2 separate regions of the Homo sapiens genome follow, and region 2 is linked to region 1. A link is an interaction called in ENCODE POLR2A ChIA-PET data of the cell type or tissue named here. Cell type or tissue: IMR-90. All regions are shown on one strand. Links, peaks and the distances in the headings refer to the core of each region. The heading gives the core; the rest is flanking DNA.

Region 1 (11,093 bases), core at 1,403-9,402:
TAAAAAACACAGATGATAATGTTGTAGCAAGGATGTGGAGAAATTGAAATCCTGATACAGCGCTGGTAGGAATGTAATATAGTGCAGCTATTTTGGAAAACATTTTGGCAGCTCCTCCAAAGGTTAAACAGAGCTGTGATCAATCAGTTCTACTCCTAGGTATATACCCAAGAAAAATGAAGAAACATATGTGCACACATAGACTTGTACACAAATGTTCTTAGTAGCTTTATTTATGATCGCCAAAAAGTCAAAACAACCCAAAGATCTATAAACTGATAAATGGATAAACAAAAGTGGTATATTCATACAATGAACACTACTTATCTATAAAAAAGAATAAAGTACTGATACATGCTACACCATGGATGAACCTTGAAAGCATTATGCTAAGTGAAGGAGGCCAGTCACAGAATAGCACATACAGTATTGTATAATTTCATTTATATGAATTGTTCATAAAAGGCAAATCTATAGAGGCATAAAGTTGATTAGTGGTTGCCAAGACTGCTAATGGGTATGAGGCTTAATTTTGGGTTGATGAAAGTATTCTAAAATTGACTGTGGTGATGGCCTGTAACTGTGAATATACTGTAGTAAAAACCCTCAAATTGTGTGCTTCAAGTGGGTGAATTGCATCATACTTGAATTATATCTGAATAAAGCTTTTTTTTTTTAAAGTAACTCCTGCATTATTATTTTTCTTTGTTTTTAAGCAGGGTCTCGCTCTGTTGCCCAGGTTAGAGTGCAGTGCCATGATCACTGCCCACTGCAGCCTCAATCTCCCAGGCTTAAACAATCCTCCCACTTAAATGATCCTCCCTCTAGTCCTCCCAAACAACTGGGACTACAGGTGCACACCACCACACCTAAGTAATTTTTAAATTTTTTTTTGTGTTGCCCTGCCCAGGCTGGTCTCGAACTCCTGGGCTCAATGAGCCTCCTACCTCGGCCTCCCAAAGTGCTGAGATTACAGGCATGAGCCACACGCCTCCTCCATTGCTCTGATAGGCAAAATGAGAAAGGGATTAACCCCTCCTGTACATTATAACGGGATTTAGGGACTTCAAGGGAAAGGGGAAGCACCTTGTTAATGAAGAAAAGCTTCTTAATTAACCACTACTTGTTAAATCTAACAAGTTCAAAAGCTACTGACACAGCCATGTTTGCTGAAGGGAATAGCAAGCACAAAGATAATCTGACCCAGACGACCCATACCCATCCTCAGCCACAGACCCTGGTGAGCCTGAGCCTCTCCCCAGCTCCTGCTACCTCTGATGGGTCTTCAGGTCTTCCTTGTCCTAGCAGGGCTGATAGTCCTGCTGAGTTGCCCATTTGAATGAGGAAATGTCTGGAGAGAGGAGGGGGATGGGACAGAGCCTTCCCAGTGGTTTCCAGTGACTCAAAGAGGTTTTCCCAAAAGTCTTGTAGTAGAAGATGCTTGATCAAGAAAGTAGGACGTTCAGGGCCAGACCTTAGCAGAATCCTCTACCCCAACAAAGTGAAGGCCTAATTTTGTGCTACTTTCCCTTGCAACTCTGGGAGAATCAGATGCATCAAGAACTTTCACCTTCCTTCTATTGAATTTCGGTTCGCTTTCCAATGGTTCCAACATGCCCAGTGAAGTGAGTTGTTCCATCTGTACAACCTGGGGTGGTGTGGTGAAGGGGAAGGAGACCCGCTCCCTTTCCCACTTCCCAGTGAGGCCTATGAAGAGACAACTAGACTCTTCTCCTACCAAGTGGACTACCTCAGGCCTAGAGTTGGAGTTAGCAGACCACTGTAGGGGAGCCGCGGCCCTCAGCAGAGCTAGAAACAGTGGGAAACCTATGACTATAGGACCTTCTTCTTTTTTTTTTTTTTTTTTTTTTGAGGCGGAGTCTTGCTCTTTTGCCCAAGCTGGAGTGCAATGGTGCGATCTCAGCTCACTGCAACCTCTGCCTCCTGTGATCAAGCGATTCTCATGCCTTAGCCTCCCAAGTAGCCGAGATTACATGCACATGCCACCATGCCTGGCTAATTTTTGTATTTTTAGTAGAGATGGGGTTTCACCATGTTGGCCAGGCTGGTTTCAAATTCCTAGCCTTAAGTGATCCATCTGGCCAAACTTCCCAAAGTGCTGGGATTACATATAGGACGTGCTTCTAAGCGGACGACTCAAGGTATATGTAAGACCAAGCTTTCCATGTATACCTGTGTTAGAAGAAGCTGATCTCAGAAGGGCAGGTGAATATTTGGGTGAGAAAAGGCAAAACATGGCTAAGGAGCAGCCAGAAGGCCAGGTTGGCTGGAATACGGGCCTAGTTAGAAGACAGAGTCATGAATGGAGCTATTCTGGGCAAAGCCTTGAAGGTCACGCTGAGAAACTGGAATTCTCTGCCTATAGCCCCAGTGTACAAAAGGTGGTTGTTACCCAAGGACAAAGCCACAGCTATGTCCTCTGCTTGGATTTCAGAAAAGAATACATTTTTAAATCATCTGCAGGAGCCTAAGACAAAGGTTTATCTTTGGCTCCAATTATATAATTCCAAAAGTACGAAGACTTTTGTACATGTCTGGTTCTTGGTTGCACACATCAGAAGCCACCTGCAGTTTACCTAAACAGAAAGGGAGTGAGTATATTGGAAAAACGTTGGTGGGTCACAGAACAGGTGGGGAGGCTTGGCTACCAGCCCCAGGAAACAGGCAGGAACTCATGAAGGTGAGTCAGCAGAAAACCCAGCCAAAGATGTGACACAGGAACATCACCCACAGCCACAGCCACTGCTATGGATGCTCTCTAAGGGCTCCCGTGTCTTGGCATCATCACGCCCCCCAAAACCATCATTCCCTGCTGGAGCAGCCCACTGGTGAGCCAGGAGGCAGGGACAGGGAATGTCTGGCCTTTGCCAGCTCCCACAGGCAGAGGCCCTCCCATCAAGACCTTCCAAAAGTGGAATTCCCATGAAACAGGAAGGCGATCTGGGTGTTACATAGCCCCCAAAACCAGCAAATGTTCATAATTTGGAAATACCTAAAAAAGACTGATTTTTCCATTTTTTTTCTAGTTTTAACTCAAAGAGTTAAGTATGGGTTAAGTATATGGCCTGAACTCAGACCAGACCTGGTTTTGAAGCCCAGCTCTACCGTTTCCTAGTGGTGTGGCCCTGGGCAAGCAAAGTAACCTCTCTGAACCTATGCTTTTCTGTAAAATGGGGTCATTATAGTACCTACCTCACAGCTTTGAACCTAAAGGTTTAAGTGAGATCACGCGTGTGAAGATCCTACCAGTGGTTGGCACTGGGGAAGCACTCCATAAATATCAGCTATTATCATTGAGTGACCTGACCTAAGGCCTGAGAAATTAGCATGGTCACTTTGGGCCCCATACCTTGGGGTATGTGGGCTCTGACCTGACTTTAAATCCAGGCAGCTAGAGCCACACAAGGGAAGGGGGATGTACAGATGTCCACTTGGACATGTCTCCCCCTCATTCTTTGCTTTTTTTACCTTTTATTTTTATTTTTTTATTTTTTTGAGACGGAGTTTTGCTCTTGTTGCCCAGGCTGGAGTGCAATGGCGAGATCTCAGCTCACCGCAACCATCACTTCCTGGGTTCAAGCGATTCTCCTGCCTCAACCTCCCGAGTAGCTGGGACTACCAGCATGCGCCACCATGCCCAGCTACTTCTGTATTTTTTAGTAGAGACAGGATTTCTCCTTGTTGGTCAGGCTGGTCTCAAACTCCTGACCTCAGGTGATCCACTTGCCCCAGCCTGCCAAAGTGCTGGGATTACAGGGGTGAGCCACCATGCCAGCCTTTTACCTTTTATTGCTTAAGGCCATGGGCTTTGGTGTTACAGGTTTGGATTTGAATCCAGACCTACCAGATGATGTTGGGCACCTCAAGTGAGTTATTTAACTTCTCTAACCCTCAGGCTTTTTTATTACAAAGTAAGAAAAATGCCATCTACCACGTGGCAGTGCTGTAATAAGTAAATCAGATAGTCTGTGGAGGGTGCTTAGCACCCTGGCTTATAGATGAGAAGGGTCCTCATTAGTATTTATTGGTCCTCATGGGCTAGGGGAGAAGTAGCACCTCCCAAGAAGATTCTTTTCCTTCTATAACATCACATGTGCATTTATCTCTTTGATGCTTAAATTATCTGGCAAGGATTCTTTTGGTTTCTACAAAAAATTTTGTTTTAAATCACCTTGACAGTGGGAGGTCACATCTGTGGAAAATGCTGGTGTTCATGTAACAAAAAGCTAGACCAGATCACTGCAAGCGTGCAGGTCCAAGGGTAAAGCGGGTCAGCACTGCTGAGAGTATTGTCCACTGGACTCTCTTTCCAGAGATGCTCCTCAGGAAGGGTGCTGTAGTCCAATAGGTTTGGCAAGCATGACTCCATCCTCCTTTTGGAAAATTACAATGCAGGCCAGGCATGGTGGCTCACTCCTATAATCCCAGCACTTTGGGAGGCTGAGGCAGGCGACTCACTTGAGTCCAGGAGTTCGAAACCAGCCTGGGCAACATAGTGAAATCCCATTTCTACTAAAAATACAAAAATTAGCCAGGTGTGGTGGCACATGCCTGTAATCCCAGCTACTTGGGAGGCTGAGGCACAAGAATCACTAGAACTCAGGAAGTAGAGGTTGCAGTGAGCCAAGATCATGCCACTGCACCCCAGCCTGGGTAACAGAATGAGACTCGGTCTCAAATAATAATAATAATAATAATAATAATAATAATAAAAGTGTATATACAACATAGTATAAACATAGTTCTATTCAGAGTCTACCACATTATAAATCTGACCTAACATTAATACGGAAGCTATAATAAACATTTAATCTAAGGTAATTTTGTATGCCCCCTTAGACTTTAGCAAAACTTTAAAAATGTGTGCTTAGAAGCTACCCAAAGAAATTTTACTACTCGCCTTCTTTTTCTCTCAGTGCCTTCTATTTTTCTTATTATATTCAACAGTATGTCATTTGGTTCAGTCCTACACTTGACACTCTGTTGACAACCATCAGAGTCCTTCATACTCTTTCAGGAAACCACACAAGTAAAAAGAAGCATCAGGAAATTCCACAGTGAACAGTTTAGGCAGGCAGATAGGCAGGTGCCTGAATCCTAACTATGGTGTGCATATGTGTGTGCATGTGTGCATGTACGTGATTTCTGTGTGCACACGTGTGTGAGTGCATGTTTTTATTCATGCCTGCATGTGGGAACATGATTTGTGTGCATTGGTGTGTGCACAAGTGTGTATTTGTGGGTGCATGTGTGTGTATGCATCTGTGTGTTGGAAGACAAAACACAACCAAGACACTACTTCCTGAAAGGGGATATTGGGGTTGGGGGCAACACAACTCCTTAAACTGTGTTTAAGGCAGTCCTCACCAGTTAACTTCCAGAGAAGGGAAGAAACTCAGAAACCTTTCAAAGGAAGGAAAGAGCAACAAAAGTTTGGGCGTGATTAATTCATAAAAAGATGAATGAAAATGTAAATAAAATGTTAAATTGAGCATTAAGTTCTTCAAGAGGCTGAGAAGGAACAGGCCTGGCTTTATTATACTGCATTAAAACCAGTGATAACTATTTTCAGTTTTAAGTTGTAATTCTTTTTTTTTCTTTTAAGTCTTTTTCTAGGTTGGGTTTCCCAGAACAAAACCCTGAGATGAGGACCTGTGTGTAAGTAATAAATTTAAAAAATGGCTCCCAGGAGAAATCAGTGAAGGCGTGGAGGAGGCAGGCAAGGGAAGGAGCCCAGCCAGTCTGTGATTCAGCCTGATCCTGCAGGGAGGGGGTGGGTGGGAAACACTCTGGGATGTAAGTCACACCTGAGTCTGTCTCAGCCTAAGGCAAGAGAGGGTCTCACCCTTGGTCATCCACTAAGGGCCACACCAGGAGCATGAAAACCTACTAGACACTTCCAGAATTCTGTCCTTGAGTGAAAAGCAGCTCCAGTAGCCCAGGGCAAATTCCCCTAAGAAGAGTTACAGGTGCAGGCCATTGTAAACAAAAGCACACTTGAAGGCAGAGAGAAATGACCAAAATCATAAAAAAATCTAGAGGGGCACTCTCTCTGAATCTGCTGTGATTCTGAGGGCTGCCTGATTAAAAAAAAAAAAAAAAAAAAGATCTGGAGGGATTTGGACAGAACGCTTAGATCAAACATTATCCTTTTACACCGTGGGGGTTCCTGTCTGGGCCTCCTGCCGTGTGGGATATGCAGAAGGCACTGCAATGAAGAGAGAGTCACCAGTGCAGGAATGCAAACCATGAGGAGAGAGTGAAGAGGCATTTGGAAGTCCTGAAGTACTGTAAAGAATGAAGACTTCTGGCCAGGCACAGTGGCTCATGTCTGTAATCCCAGCACTTTGGGAGGCTGAGGCAGGTGGATCACTTGAGGTCAGGAGTTCAAGACCAGCCTGGCCAACATGGTGAAACCCCGTCTCTATTAAAAATACAAAAATTAGCCAGGCGTGGTGGCGCATGCCTATAATTCCAGCTACTCTGGAGGCTGAGGCAGGAGAATTGCTTCAACCCAGGAGACGGAGGTTGCAGTTTGCCCAGATTGTGCCACTGCACTCCAGCCTGTTGACAGAGCGAGAATCAGTATCAAAAAAAAAAAAAAAAGAAAGAAAGAAAGTAGGTAGACCCAGCCCTGTGATCCAGGAGAAAAAAGAATATGACTCAGGGACCTGCCTGAGAACCCAGAATTGGTTCAGAATATGAGAAACTCCATTGTAAGAGGCCTGTGAGCCCCCACCCAGATGAACCCTCACAGCAAAGACTGTACCATGAAACAGAAATCATCCCTGGCCTGGCCAAAGAAGCATGCCCGGACCACCACTGCCTAACAACTAGATGAATGGAAAATCTTTGAAAATTGGGTCATGGATGCTGGGTAGCCTGAAATGTGCACTAAATGGGGTATTTATCTGTATTGCTAGAGATCGCCGATTCCCAGGTACCAGGCACCTCTCTCTGCCCTCCTGCGAGGCGACACAGTGATACAGTTAAGGGGAGTCAGACTGCCTGTGTTTGTACCCTGACTGTGCACAAAGTGGGTGAGCTAAGCCAAGCCACTTCACTTCTCTGAGCCTCAGTATCCTCATCTGTAAAGTGGAGTTATTTATAAAACGTACCTCCTAGTGGTGGTTTTATTTTGTTTATTGGTTTTGTTTTTCCAAGATTCATTAGTATATATAGCTCAGTGCCTGGGATAGCCTGTGATCAAACACATTATCTGTTATTATTTGGCTATACTTTCCTCTTGAACAGACTTCCTGAAACAAGCCGCACGCCAGCTGAACTTATTTTGATATCATTAGCTTTTTGGTTAGTTATCGTTTACAAAAGCGTAGTATATAAATATTCTATTTTGGGGCTGAGAAGAACATTTTCAGACTTTTTAACCAATGAAACCTTATTTTCAAACCAACTTCTGTAAGAAGCTGCATTTGTAAAGCTAGTGAAAGCTGCCTCTAGTTGAAGCTGTTGGGAGTGGAAGCCTCACCTTTCTTCCTGCCCAGTGCCTGAGACACCATGGGAAGCCCTGGTCTCCTGGAACAAGGAAGAACACACCCCACGTTCAACATTGCCCCAGTACATCCTCTTAGTTTACAGTCTGAAGTTCATCAGGGGGAGACGACTTGTTCAAGATCTTTCCAGCCTGTCAGGGACAGAGCAGGCACTTGAATCCAGGCACTGTTCTCTTCGATGGCTTCCCTCACTTTCATCACTCCAGGACCACCTGCAACGTTTTTGGTTTTGCTAGAGTATCATGTTATTTATTTATCTAATTCCTTTCAGTGATTCCCCCTTCTTTTTTAAAATCTTAGCCTTGCTATGAGCAATAACATCCACGAATCTCATGTTTGACCTATTATATGTCTTTCTTAATATACATTTAAACAAATAAGTATTTTTAAAACTATGTGTTCATGGCCAGGTGCATTGGCTCACACCTGTAATCCCAGCACTGTGGGAGGCCAAGGCGTGAGGATCACTTGAGCCCAGGAGTTAGATACCTTGCAACAAAGCAAGACCCCATCTCTACAAAACATAAAAATTAGCTGGACATGGGGGCACTCACCTGTAGCCCAAGCTACTCAAGTGGCTGAGGCAGGAGAGTTGCTTGATCCCAGGAGTTCAAGGCTGAGGTAAGTTATGATCACACCACTGAACTCCAGCCTGGGCAACAGAGCAAGACCCTGACTCAAAGAAATTATATATATATAAAATATATATATATTATATATAATTTTAGAGCATATATTTGGAACAAAATATATACTTTTGCAACATGTACATATAATTTTGGAGCATACTGCTCTGTGTGCAAAAAAGAAAATGTCTTAGCTCTGTGGAAGCCAGTCCAGGTTAGCTGCTATGTTTATACCAAATACCAGGAGGTCCAGGGATTTGCTGGGCCCTGTTCCCTGTGGGCCTCAATTCAACAGGATGACACAAGTTTAGAATGAAATTAAAGCATGACTACAATGCCGTTGTTTTTATGTTTCTTTTTTCTTTTTCTTTTTTTTTTTGTTTTAATTAGAAACAAGAGGTAGGAGGATGCTGAATCAGGTGCTCCTTTGAAAGCATTTCCCATTCTATAATTTACTGGGTTCCACATACTATGGAATGTTTGAATTTATAACTTTTCAAGAACTGTCTGTATATGTTTAATGTGTATACATTACATTGACAAAGCCAGTTAGTCCAGCCTTTGTAATCACAATAAGATGCTGCAGGGCTCAAATGGTGGGGAAATAACTCCCACCTTGGAATGTTAATTGCACTTGCTTCTCAGCCTGGAGGCTGAAAATGCAGCAGGATCATTGTGCAACACTACATGTCCCATCTTGTCTGACTGGCTGTAGCTTTAGAAATGAAGAAAGAGAAGAAAATAATTTAAGTTTTGCCTAGAGTTAAGGTTACCTTTTTTTTTAAAGCATTCCTCCTTCCCCTTTCAGATAAAACAACCCATATAGACTGTACCAGATATAGAGATTTAATGCTTTTTCTGTTCTCTTCAAAGATAAAATTTTCAGTGGACTTTTCCACTTGGTGCATGTCCTATGCTTGGCTTGTCACCTTACATCTGACACAAAGGTAATATAACCCAGGATTGGTGAGACGTACCCTCTCCTTTGCATTCCACATTCAGAAGATCTCATTTCCATTTCCAGTTACACAAATATCAGAGTCCCACTGTGGGTAAAAAGTCTTCCAGAAGTGGTAAACCCAGATTAGATAGTCAAGCTGCTCCTAGAAGATAAACTAAAAATAATAATTAGTAAAGCATTAGCAGTATACTAGCTGAAAGCACAGACTTTCATTCAGACAGAGCTGAGTTTGAATCCTGGCTTTTTACCACCATGAGATGTGGGGTGAGTGAATTAACCTCTCTAGTCCTTTGATGTCTTCACTTACAATCCAAGGATACGAATAGTACCTACCTCATAGGGCTGCTTTGAGGATTAAATGAAATCATGCTTATAAGATATTAAGTGCTACAAAGCACTGGAAATTGCTAGCCATTATTCTCATATAACTCTCATGATTACCATTACTTACAAATTGCCTGAAATCGATATGGTCACTGTGGCAGATTCCACGAATGGGTCCACACAATATCTGCTTTGACCATTTCTAAAACCTACAGTGTCTGGACTCTTTTGTAGCTAGGGTTCTGCCTATGACCCAGGTTCTGCCCAGCAGATGCCTATGTGCTCCAGGAAGATGAAGGTCATTTAAGTGAAGTGGCAGCACATGTAGTTGGGTCCATCTTTTTGCAGACATGACCGTGAAAGAGCCTTGAGAGAAGCCTCACTGTCCAGCCCCCAGCATCACAGGTATTGAATGGTGAGCAGCAGCAGTGGGGCTTCTGTGAGAACAGCCCTGTTTATGGCTGGGCATTTCTGCTGGGGTTGTTTCCGGCTGTGTGGTATCCTCACCTGTTTCTCTGGCACTGCTGGAAATCCCATAAGCTACCTAATACCCTGCTGTAACCCCTTTCTATTGAAACTAGCTAGAGTGAATTCTGTTGTCTGCAACTAAGAACACAGTAATTATCAAAACAATCAATACAGTAACTATCAGAATAATCCTTATTACTATAGTATAAAGATTTCTTTTTTTTTTTTTTTTGAGACAGAATCTTGCTCTGTCACCCAGGCTGGAGTGCAGTGGTGTGATCTTAGCTCACTGCAATCTCTGCTTCCTGGGTTCAAGCAATTCTCCTTCCTCAGCCTCCCGAGTAGCCGGGACTACAGGGGCACACCACCATGCCCGGCTAATTTTTTGTATTTTAGTACAGACGGGGTTTCACCATGTTGCCCAGGCTGGTTGTGGACTCCTGACCTCGTGATCCGCCCACCTCGGCCTCCCAAAGTGTTGAGATGACAGGTGTGAGCCACTGCACTGGTCAAGATTTCTTTATTAGTCATATTCAGGTTACTAAGGGATAAATAAAAATATGTATAAAAACCTTTCCCTTGGCCAGGCGCAGTGGCTCATGCTTGTAATCTCAGCACTTTGGGTGGCTGAGGTGGGCGGATCACGAGGTCAGGAGTTCAAGACTAGCCCGACCAATATGGTGAAACCCTGTCTCTACTAAAAATACAAAAATTAGCCGGGCGTGGTGGTGCGTGCCTGTAGTCCCAGCTACTCTGGAGGCTGAGGCAGGAAAATAGCTTGAACCCGGGAGTCGGAGGTTGCAGTGAGCTAAGATCACACCACTGCACTCCAGCCTGGGTGATAGAGTGAGACTCCGACTCAAAAACAAAACCAAAAACAGAACCAAAAACAAAAAAACTTTGCCCTTGCCTTCAAAATATATTTATCCTAAAATATACCGAATGAGTTGAAACCTGTTTTGTTTTTGTTTTTGTTTTTTAAAAAAAGCTTAATTTTCTTTGGCAGCAGAAAGCCTTTTCTAAGGAACTAGCAGAATGAGCTAATTAAACTTGAAGCTTTACGGAAAAGAATCCTCACTTGGGTCTTTATTGAGGATGACAGGCAAGCCTACCTGGCAGTGTTCTCTAGAAATTATAATGGGAGAGTTGAAAGGTGAGCCAGAAAGCCAGTTTGTGTGT
Region 2 (11,093 bases), core at 2,078-10,077, 200 kb before region 1:
ATAACAAAAATCTTTTTACAGAGCAACAGATGGACTGCAACCACTAACATTTTTTGTATGTGTCAAGTCATAACCACCAGATTATTCAGAATGTATCAATCACTAAATTATCTTTGTTGTACAAGGCAAAGACTTGCTTTACCACTAACACCCAAGTAATGTGGATTACTTATATAAACCAAGTTATCACAGAAAACAAAACCACTCAAGAAATCTTCTGGCTCAAATGAGAATTCCAATTCCAATCACTAGGATTAAATAAAGTCTTTTTCCTTCAAACCGTAGTCATGTAGGTCTATAATTAAAACTGGTAATTAGGCCTAATAAGGTGGCTCATGCCTGTAATCCTAACACTTTGGGACGCCAAGGTGGATCATTTGAGTCCAGGAGCTTGAGATCAGCCTGGGCAACATGACAAACCCTGTCTCTACAAAAAATACAAAAATCAGCTAGACATGGTGTTTCTACAAAAAAATACAAAAATTAGTCTGGCATGGTGGTGCACACCTGTAGTTCCAGCTACTCAGGAGGCTGAGCTGGAAGGATCACTTGAGCCCAGGGAGGCTGAGGCTGTAGTGAGCTGTGACTGCGTCACTGCACTTCAGCCTGGGCGACAGAGTGAGACCCTGTCCCAAAAAAACAAAAACAAAAAAACTGGTAATTAGTGTTTTTTTTTGTTTGTTTTTTTGAGATGGAGTCTCACTCTGTCGCCCAGGCTGGAGTGCAGTGGCGCCATCTCAGCTCACTGCAAGCTCCGCCTCCCAGGTTCACGCCATTCTCCTGCCTCAGCCTCCCGAGTAGCTGGGACTACAGGTGCCCGCCACCACGACCAGCTAAGTTTTTGTATTTTTAGTAGAGACGGGATTTCACTGTGTTAGCCAGGATGGTCTCGATCTCCTGACCTCGTGATCCGCCCGCCTCGGCCTCCCAAAGTGCTGGGATTACAGGCGTGATCCACTGCGTCCGGACTTAGTTTTAATACTATCATTGAATAATTACATACAAAACCTAGATTCTCTGTATATCCAGATAAAGACATCTAAGACCCGGAAGTTAAAGTTCAAAGTGTGAACAGAAAATTTATACTCCAAGATGGTCATTGTTAAACAGTAATAGACTTGGCTATGGTTTAGAAAAGGAGGGATTTATCAAAATTTGTCTAGAAAGACAGACAATATCAAGTGTTGGGTGAAGATGTACAGAAATTCAAACTCTCATTCACTGCTGGTAGCAATGTAAAATAATGCAGCTACTTTGGAAAATCATTTGGCAGTTCCTCTAAAGTTAAACACTGAGGTACCATATGACTCAATTCCACTCCTAGATATGTATCTAAAAAAACTGAATGCATACGTCCACACAAACGCTTATATATTGTATGAATACAATAGAATATTATTCAGCTATAAAAAGGGATAAAGTTCTGATACATGCTACAACATGGATGAATCTTGAAAATATTAAAGTAAAAGAAGGCAGTCACAAAAGAGCACATATTGTATGATTCCACTTATATGAAACATCTAAACTGTGCAAATCCATAGAGACAGAAAGTAGATCAGTGGTTGCCAGGGGCTGAGGGGGGGCAGGAGGAAAGGGGAGAGTGACTGTTGATGGCTATGAGGTTTCTTTTTGGAGTGATGAAAATGTTTAAAATTAGACAGTGGTAATGAGTACACAACTCTGAATATGCAAAATTGTATACTTTTTTTTTTTTTTTTTTGAGATGGAATCTCGCTCTGTCACCCGGGCTTGAGTGCTGTGGCGCTATCTCAGCTCACTGCAAGCTCCGCCTCCCAGGTTCAAGCCATTCTCCTGCCTCAGCCTCCCAAGTAGCTGGGACTACAGGTGCCTGCCACCGCGCCCAGCTGATTTTTTGTATTTTTAGTAGAGACGGGGTTTCACCGTGTTAGCCAGGATGGTCTTGATCTCCTGACCTCGGGATTCACCTGCCTCGGCCTCCCAAAGTGCTGGGATTACAGGCGTGAACCACCACGCCCGGCCCAAAATTGTATACTTAAAAAAAAGATTTTTTTTTTTTTTTCCAGACAGGGTCTCTCTCCATTGTCCAGGCTGGAGTGCAGTGGCTTGATCTCAGCTTGCTGCAGCATCAACCTCCCGGGCTCAAGTGATTCTCCCACCTCAGCCTCCTGAGTAGTTGGGACTACAGGCATCAACCACCACATCCAGCTAATTTTTGCAATTTTTTTTGTAGAGGCAGGGTATCACTATGTTGCCCAGGCTGGTCTCGAACTCCTGGACTCAAGTGACTCTCCCAACCTCAGTCTCCCAAAGTGCAGGGATTATAGGTGTGAGCCACTGTGCCCAGGCAATTGTACACTTCAAAAAGGGTGAATTTCATTTCAATGAATTTTTTTTTTTTAAACTTGCCTAGGGGGTCAGAGTCAGGTTATCAAGATGGGTATTAAATGGAAAGGATAATGTCCCATGATAAAGGAAGGGCATTCAAACCAGGTGGAAAAGAGTATGCAAAAGCAGAGAGACATGTGAGGATGTCAGGGCATGGCAAAGGGGGCAATGGTGAGATGGTCAGCATAGCTGAAGCACCAAGTAGAGTTTAAAGCATCCTTCTACAGACATTACCCAACACTATGATGATTTAAGATGATTAACCAGTATTATTCCATATAAATGATCAATTGAGACAAATGCTTTTAAGACTTTTTTCTAGCATTATAGTGGAGATAATGTACAAAACATTCATTTGTCATTCTGAGCTTTTTGGGCAGACTTTGTGGCTTAGCCAGCTCCTAGAGTCTTCTTGGATCAACTGCCCTGATGATACCTTCAACAATGTGTCATAAACACTTCCCTGAGAATAGCCCAGAAGTTCACACAGGCTTACTTGGAATCACATCAACAACAGTAGAATCATCAGATTTTCAGAATACAAGGTCAGCATCTAGCCTCTTACCAAAATGACTTTCGATCTGCTTTGGCTCAGCAATCGTGCAAGTAAGGTGAGCTGTATAACAGATTATGAAGAGACTTGTATGAGATGCTAAAAAATATTTTTATAAGCCAGTGACTTTTTGAAATGTAGTACATATATGATTGGGTGCTACATGAAACAGGCATTTCATAGTTCTATATTTCCTTTTACTGTTGCCTTTTGTTGGTTTTCTAGTTATGGCAATCAATATTGATTTTCCATTCACAGTATAAACTTTCCTTTAAGAAAAAAAAGTCTATAAAAATACTGAATAAATAATATAGATGGTTATGAAGAAATGGCAAAAAAAAAAAAAATCCCCGAAGTAATACATGAATACCTTAAGCAAGAAAACTTAGCTAAAAGGAGCACATAAAGATTTTACCTGGAAGTGAAATGGTCACATTTCAGAGAGATGATTCTGGCAGTAATGTGTAAGATGGAGGCAATCTTACACCGGGGTAAAATACCGGTGACAAATACTCCAATTAGGAAATTGTTGTAATAGCCTAGACCAGAGGTCAGCAAAGTATGGCCCACTTACAATATCCTTCCCACAGCCTGCTTGTGACCTATTTTTGTATGGCCTCCAGGCTAAGTATGATTCTTACTTTTTTTTTTTTTTTTTTTTTTTTGAGACAGAGTCTCACTCTGTCGCTCAGGCTGGAGTGCAGTGGCGCGATCCCGGTTCACTGCAACCTCTGCCTCCCGGGTTCAAGCGATTCTCCTGCCCCAGCCTCCTGAGTAGCTGGGATTACAGGCACATACCCACACACCACCACGCCCAGCTAATTTATCTTTAGTAGAGACGGGTTTTCACCATGTTGGCCAGGCTGATCTTGAACTCCTGACCTCGTGATCCACCCTGCCTCGGCTTCCCAAAGTGCTGCAATTACAGGTGTGGGTTCTTACATTTCTTTCTTTTTTAAAAAAAAAAAAAATTAAAAAAAAACTTTATATGGGCTATAAAGCCTAAAATGTTTACTATTTGGTCCTTTACAGAAAAAATTTGCCAACCCCAGCTTAGACAACTGCTGAAGCTACCAAATAAGTTGGTAGCATGAGAGTGAAGCATAAAACAAAATTTCTGAAGCAGAATCAGTAAGACTTAATGACTAATCAGATGTATGTGGTAAGAGCAGGTAAAAATTAAGATTCTATAAACTCAGACAGATAGGGATACTATCATCCAAGAGAAGAAAACAGAAAGGAGAGCATCTTTTTAAAATTAAATCATTTTTCTTTGATTATGAAAAATAAGTGACAACAAGCCAAAATTAGATAACAGACTTACAGTATTATACCATTAGGAAGACAAACTTGCTCAAAGATGGGCATTCACCCTGAGAACCTATGTTTTACAACTATGGAGAAATGTGTTCTTTTTCCTATATTAGATTTCTAAAATGAAGAGGCTGAGATTTTACTATTGAAGAGAATCATGCTTATATACAATTCTAGAAGGTACTCACAATTAGGCCTCTCATAACAATGGCCTGTCTTTTTGCATATCCATTGTTCACAAAACTCCCAAATAGTTTCTTCCTTTTTTTTTTTTTTTTAAAGAGGCTGGAATTCTCCTTTGTTGCCCAGACTGGATTCTGAGCTCAAGCGATCCTCCCACCTCAGGCTCCCAAGTAGCTAGGATTACAAAATAGTTTCTTGAAAAACAACTGTCTACGCTAAAAAGCCACTTTTCAGTGCTATATACTACTAAAATGTTTTAAATGTTCTACTTTTAAATATAGGTTACAAACCTAGTAGCATAAAAATTTTAATCCTGAAAACCTGAATTGCTTTCAGACAACATCAGGTGCATTCAGGGTGGTATGGCTGTAGGCCTGAACTGCTTTCAGAAATAACCAAACATACATAAATTCATTTCAAAACAAAATTTTTTTGAGACAGGGTCTCGCTCTGTCCCCTTAACTGGCTGAAGTGCGGTGGTGGGAACATAGCTCACTGCAACCTTGAACTCCTGGGGTCAGGCGATCTACTTGCCTCAGCTTCCCAAGTGGCTAAGACTATACAGGTGTGTGCCACCACACCTGGCTAATTTTTTTTTAAATGTACTTTGTAGAGACAGGGTCTCATGATGTTGCCCAGGCTGGTCTCAAACCCCTGGCTTCAAGTGATCCTCTTGCCTTGGCCTTCCAAAGCACTGGGATTATAGGCATGAGCCACTGAAGCTGACCTCATTTCAAAATTTTAGAAGTCCTATTTAAAAGAGACATGAAGGCCAGGCGCGGCGGCTCACGCCTGTAATTCCAGCACTTTGGGAGGCTGAGGTGGGCAGATCACCTGAGGTCAGGAGTTCCAGACCAGCCTGGCCAATGTGGTGAAACCCCATCTCTACTAAAAATACGAAAATTAGCCAGGCGTGGTGGCAGGCACCTGTAATCCCAGCTACTCAGGAGGCTGAGGCAGGAGAATCACTTGAATCTGGGAGGTGTAGGTTGCAGTGAGCTGAGATCGTGCCACTGCACTCCAGCCTAGGCAACAAGAGCGAAACTCTGTCTCAAAAAAAAAAAATAATAAAAAAATAAACGAATGAATGAATGAGACATGAGGCACAGGTGCAATGAGCATAGACATGGCATAAAACTTAATAGGATTTTCTAAAAAAAAAAAAAAAAAAAAAAAAAAAAAAAAAAAAAAGCTTCAATTACCAAGGCAATGTCTGTGCAAATATCACTCAAGAAAAGATCTCTGTGTTCTTTTCAAAAAAAAAAAAAAAAAAAAAACCCAAAAAATCCAAAAAGACCAAAGAAAAAAATTACAGAAGGGAAAACTGGACCTGTTTCTAAAGTAAAATATTAAAACTGCAATTTGAAATTCTCAAGAAAGTGCTATATGAAATTTATGATCATTCTCATCATTTTCAGAAATTACTTTTTTCCATTTTCTTAAGAATTTTGGAAGAATCAATACGTGAGGGAAGACAGTTCTGGAAACATTTCAAAAACAGATCAACGGAAAGTAATGTAAGTATATAAAGAAAGACACAATTTTTTAACTTAATTTTTGTTTTTTAGAGACAAGGTCTTGCTCTGTTGCTCAGGTTAGGGTATCCATAGCTCACTGTAGCCTTGAATTTCTGGGCTCAAGCAATCCTCCTACATCAGCCTCCTGAGTTGCTGGGACTATAGCTCACATCCCACCATGCCTGGTGATTTTAGGAAGATGATACAGTGTACATACAGCTTGTAGCAATTAAGGTTCTAGCAGGAAACAGGTGGCAAATTCAAACTGAGATATTAGAGATTATGTATAAAGGAGAAGGCAGGTTTTAAGGAAACTCTTAAGAGACAGTGTGATACTACACCTGAAGTAGTGAGTGCAGGAAGCAGTTAGCAGAAAGCAGACACAGAGTAGGTTGTGTGGAGAGGGTCACCCAACAAAAACCATACTGCATGGATGGATGTAGCCAGCCCACTGGGACCCTGCAGAAACGGAGCCAAAAATATATACCTCCTAACCTTACTCTCTTTCTTCTCCCTAATCTTCCGCTTGTATTCCCTATGGGCCAGCTGAAAGCCAGAAAGGAGGGGAGCCCAATGATACCCTCTACACAGGTCAGCCTCTTAGGGTACACAGCAGGGTAAAGAACAGAGTGGATTTGAAGAGGCAAAGGCAAGATGTCCAGCATGTAGTTATGTTAGTCAGCACGAACTAATTTCTGTCACAAATAATCCCAAAATATCACTGGCTAAGACAACAAAAGTTAATTTCTCTTAAATCATGCTTTCTAATGGTTTTACCATCTTCTGGCGTCTTGGAGACCCCCTCCACTGAACCGTCTGTTTCTAGTAGGCGTTGATAGAAGAAAGCAAGAATGGAAGATTGGTGAGAAGTTAGACATCAGGCTTAAAAATCATATACAGTTGACCCTTAAACAACATGGCTTTGAACCATGCTGATCCACTTATACAGAGGTTTACTTCCACCTCTGCCAGCCCGGGGACAGTAAGACCAATCCCTCTTCTTTCTCCTCCACCTACTCAACATGAAGATAAAGAGGATGAAGACCTTCGTGATAATCCACTTCCACTCAGAGAACAGTAAATATATTTTCTCTTCCTCATGATTTTCTGGGTAACAATTTCTTTTCTGGAGCTTATTTCACTCTAAGAATATAGCATATACAACATTTAACTTACAAAACATGTTAATCTGTTTATGTTATCAAAAGGCTTCCGATCAACAGTCTTATTAGTAGTTTAGTTTTTGGGGAGGCAAAAGTTATACGTAGATTTTCCATTGCGTGGAGATTCAGTGCCCCTAACCCCAGTGTTGTTCAAGGGTCGATTGTACATCATTGGAACTGACATTTTACTGGCCAGAACTCAGTCAGATGGTACCACCTAACTATCAGAATGCTAAGAGTGGTATGGTGCTGTGCCCAGAAGGAAGAAGAGAAACATGAATATGCTAAGTACTATTCTTATCATGTATTATGTAACACTCCAGTAGAAAATGGAACAGCACCCCAAAATCAATCTCATCAATATTTCTGCAGCGCAACATTAATATCCACACTAAGTGAAACAAAGATAGCTAAAAACCTCCCATCTATGCAGATAAGGCATTTGCACCAAATAAATTTTGGTGTCAAACTTTTTTATTTTTTGATAAAACTTAAGGTTTTTGGAGGATTTGGGGTTTCAGATTACAGACAAGGGATTATGAATGTGCATTATGATCCACATTGTACAAATGAAGAAATCTTCTCAAAACAGCAGCCAGGAAAGTAGAGATGAAAGTTAAACTCAAGCCTGTGCCTTCCAAATTTATGCTAATGTGAAGGGAAAACTGCAAATAACCAAATAACTCTTACTTTAGACATCATTAATGATACCAGCCCTCCGACATGGAGAAACAGGAGGTATTTCAATGAATTCCAATACTTATTGTGCCCCTTTTTTTTTTTTTTTTTTTTTTTTGAGATGGAGTCTTGCTCTGTCCCCCAGGCTGGAGTGCAGTGGTGCGATCTCAGCTCACTGCAACCTCCACCTCCTGGATTCAAGCGATGCTCCTGCCTCAGCCTCCCAAGTAGCTGGGACTACAGGCGCATACCACCAAGCCTGGCTAATTTTTTGTATTTTTAGTAGAGATGGGGTTTCACCGTGTTAGCCAGGATGGTCTCCATCTCCTGACCTCGTGATCTGCCCACCTCGGCCTCCCAAAGTGCTGGGATTACAGGCATGAGCCTGTGTCCTATTCTTTATAACTGGCCCTGTGTCCTATTCTTTATAAACACTCACTATATTAGAAGCTAGAGGGAATAGAAGGAATAAGAGGTGGTATCTTACCACAAAAAAAGCCAGAATATGGTGGAAGATTTAGTTTCTTTAGTGAAAATGAGACTCTGATCAAAGTATAAAGTACTAAAATGACTGATTCTGACGTGAAGAATTAGGGAAGGATCGTATAAAAGGTGCTGACATGAGTGGAGCTTGAAGAAACAACACAATTTTGAATGAGGAAAGTACAGTAGTACCCCCTTAACTGTGGGGGATATGTTCCAAGACCCCTCAGGGATACCTGAAACCACAGAATTACAGTATTGAACCCAATATATGCTGTGTTTTTCTCCTATACAGAAATACCTGTGATAAAGTTTAATTATAAATTAGGCACAGTAAGAGATTAAAAACAATAATAAAATAGAAGTTATAGCAATATACTACAATAAAAGCACATGCACATGGCATCTCTCTCAAAATATCTTATTGTACTATACTCGCCCTTCTTGTGATGATGTGATATGACACAATGCCTATGTGATAAGATGAAGTGGGTTGACTAATGCAGCACTGTGACACAGTGCTAGGCTACTATTAACCTCATGATACATCCAACTTATGTTTATTTCTGGAATTTTCCATTGAGTATTTTCAGACCATGGTGGACCATGGGTAACTGAAACTATGGAAAGTGAAACTTAGGATAAGAGGGGGCTATTATTACACTTTGGGCAAGTTGGGGAGGCTGCACAAAGATACAAAGTTGGTGGGTATTTGAAGACCTGAATAATGGCAAATTGACTATTGTTTGTTTGGGAACATTTGAGTACTAAATAGAATTTAAATTTTACTTAATCATCATGAAGAGGCCTGGAGAGCTTAAGATAAATAAGAAAGAGAAGATAATGAGAAATCCAGTGTTGGAGAAACATTTGGCTAGGTGATGATACAATTAACCAAGAGATTATGAGAAGAATATATCTAGATACAAAAATAGGAAGGAGAAAACACTAACTTCTGAATTTTAAACAAGTTGAGACTGAGGTGTTTGAAGCATCAATAAAGAGTTGTGTAAGTGTAGTACTCAAAAGGTCAAGATTAGAAAAATAGAATAAGTCACAGTTTGCTCAAGTTCGAAACATTACTATTACTATTACTATTACTATTACTATTACCAACTATATACCCCCCAAAGAAATCCACAGAATGAGCAAGTGAGCAGAGAGAGGACAATGACAAACTCCTGTAAATTACTGCAGTACTCCGATTCATAATATCTACTCTGGTTGCCAAGTAGTTTTTTTTTGTTTGTTTACTTCTTAGATCTGACCACATTAACCTCCAGTTAAGTGAAGTTATTATATGTACCATATAAATAAGATTTACCAAGCATGGTTCTATTCATGGTTTATTCATTCAGGGGAAAAATGATCTTCACAGCACAGTAAAACAAGTGAGGAACATGTACTGGCTTGTACTTCTGCCATTTATGTTGCAATTTCCTTGTATGTCAACACCATTGTTCACAGTCCTGCAATTTTTAAAGTGTGCTGGCCAATATGATGAAAACATTAGCAGAATACAACCCAATTTCCCTATATGCTAGTTATCATGGAAAACGGCTGACCAAAAGACAAAATTCCTTCAAAAAATTTACTTTATGCACTTCAAGGTGACTGGTTTAATACATTAAAAAACCATACACAAACACACAAAAGTTTGTAAACTCAGTATGAAAAAGTATCACTTTCATATGTAATCCTTTTCTTAAGTTTCATATTAATGAAGTTTAACTTCTTTTCTAAGGTTACTTTATTTACCAAAAATTAAATACCTGAAATGTTGTATTACTGAATTATTTTTTAAACTTCAAAATAACCATGGGTAGAAACTGCCCTATAAACATATGTACAGATGTTCTAAGGAAAACGCAGACACCTTTAATACACTTACTTGGTTTAAAATCATAATAATCACAGCAGGCAAAATAGTAAATTCATCTAGTTAGAGTCAATCCAGTGAAGCAATTCATTAATGTATACATGGTAAGAGGAATAACAAATGCTATTCACTGGATTCTTTAAATTAGCAAGCAGATTTTAGAACTTTATTTGAATTCTTTAATCTCTGCCAAAGTCTATCTGTTTATATGTAGTTGTCTGGAAACACTCAGTTGGATACTTCCAAAGAGCAAATGGCAGGTCAAGTTTAGAACACATGACTTCCTCACTAATTATATTTAAATAGCATGCAGTGAGTGAGAAATCAGATTCCCCATAGACGCTGGAGAAAGACTGAATTCTTACTCTTCAAAGAAAAATATCAAAAGGTAACATTAATTTGAAATGTTCTCAATTACATATTAGAGCCAAATGTAACTTTTAATATATATGTTAGAGTTCTACAGTTAAAATTTGGGCTTTAAGTCACAGACTTAAGTTCTAGCTTGGGTCATTTTTAGATATGCACCCTCAGGTAAGTTATGCCCCTTGTCTGAGCCCATTTGCAAAATGAAGGAGTTGGTTTTGTTCATTTCTAAATCTTAAAACTATGAACTTCTCTAGTTTGTTATTGTTGTTGTTGTTGTTGTTAATGAAGAAAACCTCATCCCAGCACTGGGGAAATGCTTTGGTTTAACCTCTTTAGTCTTTGGGTAAATATTTAGAAGTAATATCCTAATTTGTGACCTAAACTAAAACCTTAAATTGTTGGAATAAAGGTCATGAGAAATCAAGAAAATACCAATATTTATTTCATTATTTCTTTTGTTGCTCTACTGTCCCAAATTGCCTCTCAGTCTTTGCCCCTACCCTACTCTATACTGATCTCAAGCCCCCATATTTATTGCATTGAATGTCTAGAGTTTTATTTTTTTCCTTTTTTAAATAGAAAAA

What was found. ChIA-PET counts read pairs that join two places held together with the same protein. Peaks named below come from ENCODE experiments on the same cell type or tissue, not always from the same donor. Only the 100,000 strongest peaks of a DNase experiment are listed, where the experiment ranks them.
Region 2: POLR2A ChIA-PET joins it to region 1 with 19 read pairs; 3 of 35 experiments call an interaction of 5 or more read pairs at or near these places.

The regions. Positions count from the first base shown.
Region 1 is chr17:31,070,095-31,081,187 of GRCh38, reverse strand. No RefSeq gene overlaps it. Among named protein-coding and RNA genes, the nearest start is that of MIR4733, 19 kb to the left of the region's middle. In IMR-90, for the core only: no CTCF peak of the experiment used is centred there; a DNase peak (open chromatin) is centred at 6,237; H3K27ac peaks cover 216 bases.
Region 2 is chr17:31,273,012-31,284,104 of GRCh38, reverse strand. The region is part of intron 36 of NF1 (neurofibromin 1); the gene reads right to left. LOC101927057 (a long non-coding RNA gene) reads left to right here and starts at 10,467. Exons shown (of 2, transcript XR_243788.5): 1 at 10,467-10,528. In IMR-90, for the core only: no CTCF peak of the experiment used is centred there; a DNase peak (open chromatin) is centred at 9,704; H3K27ac peaks cover 522 bases.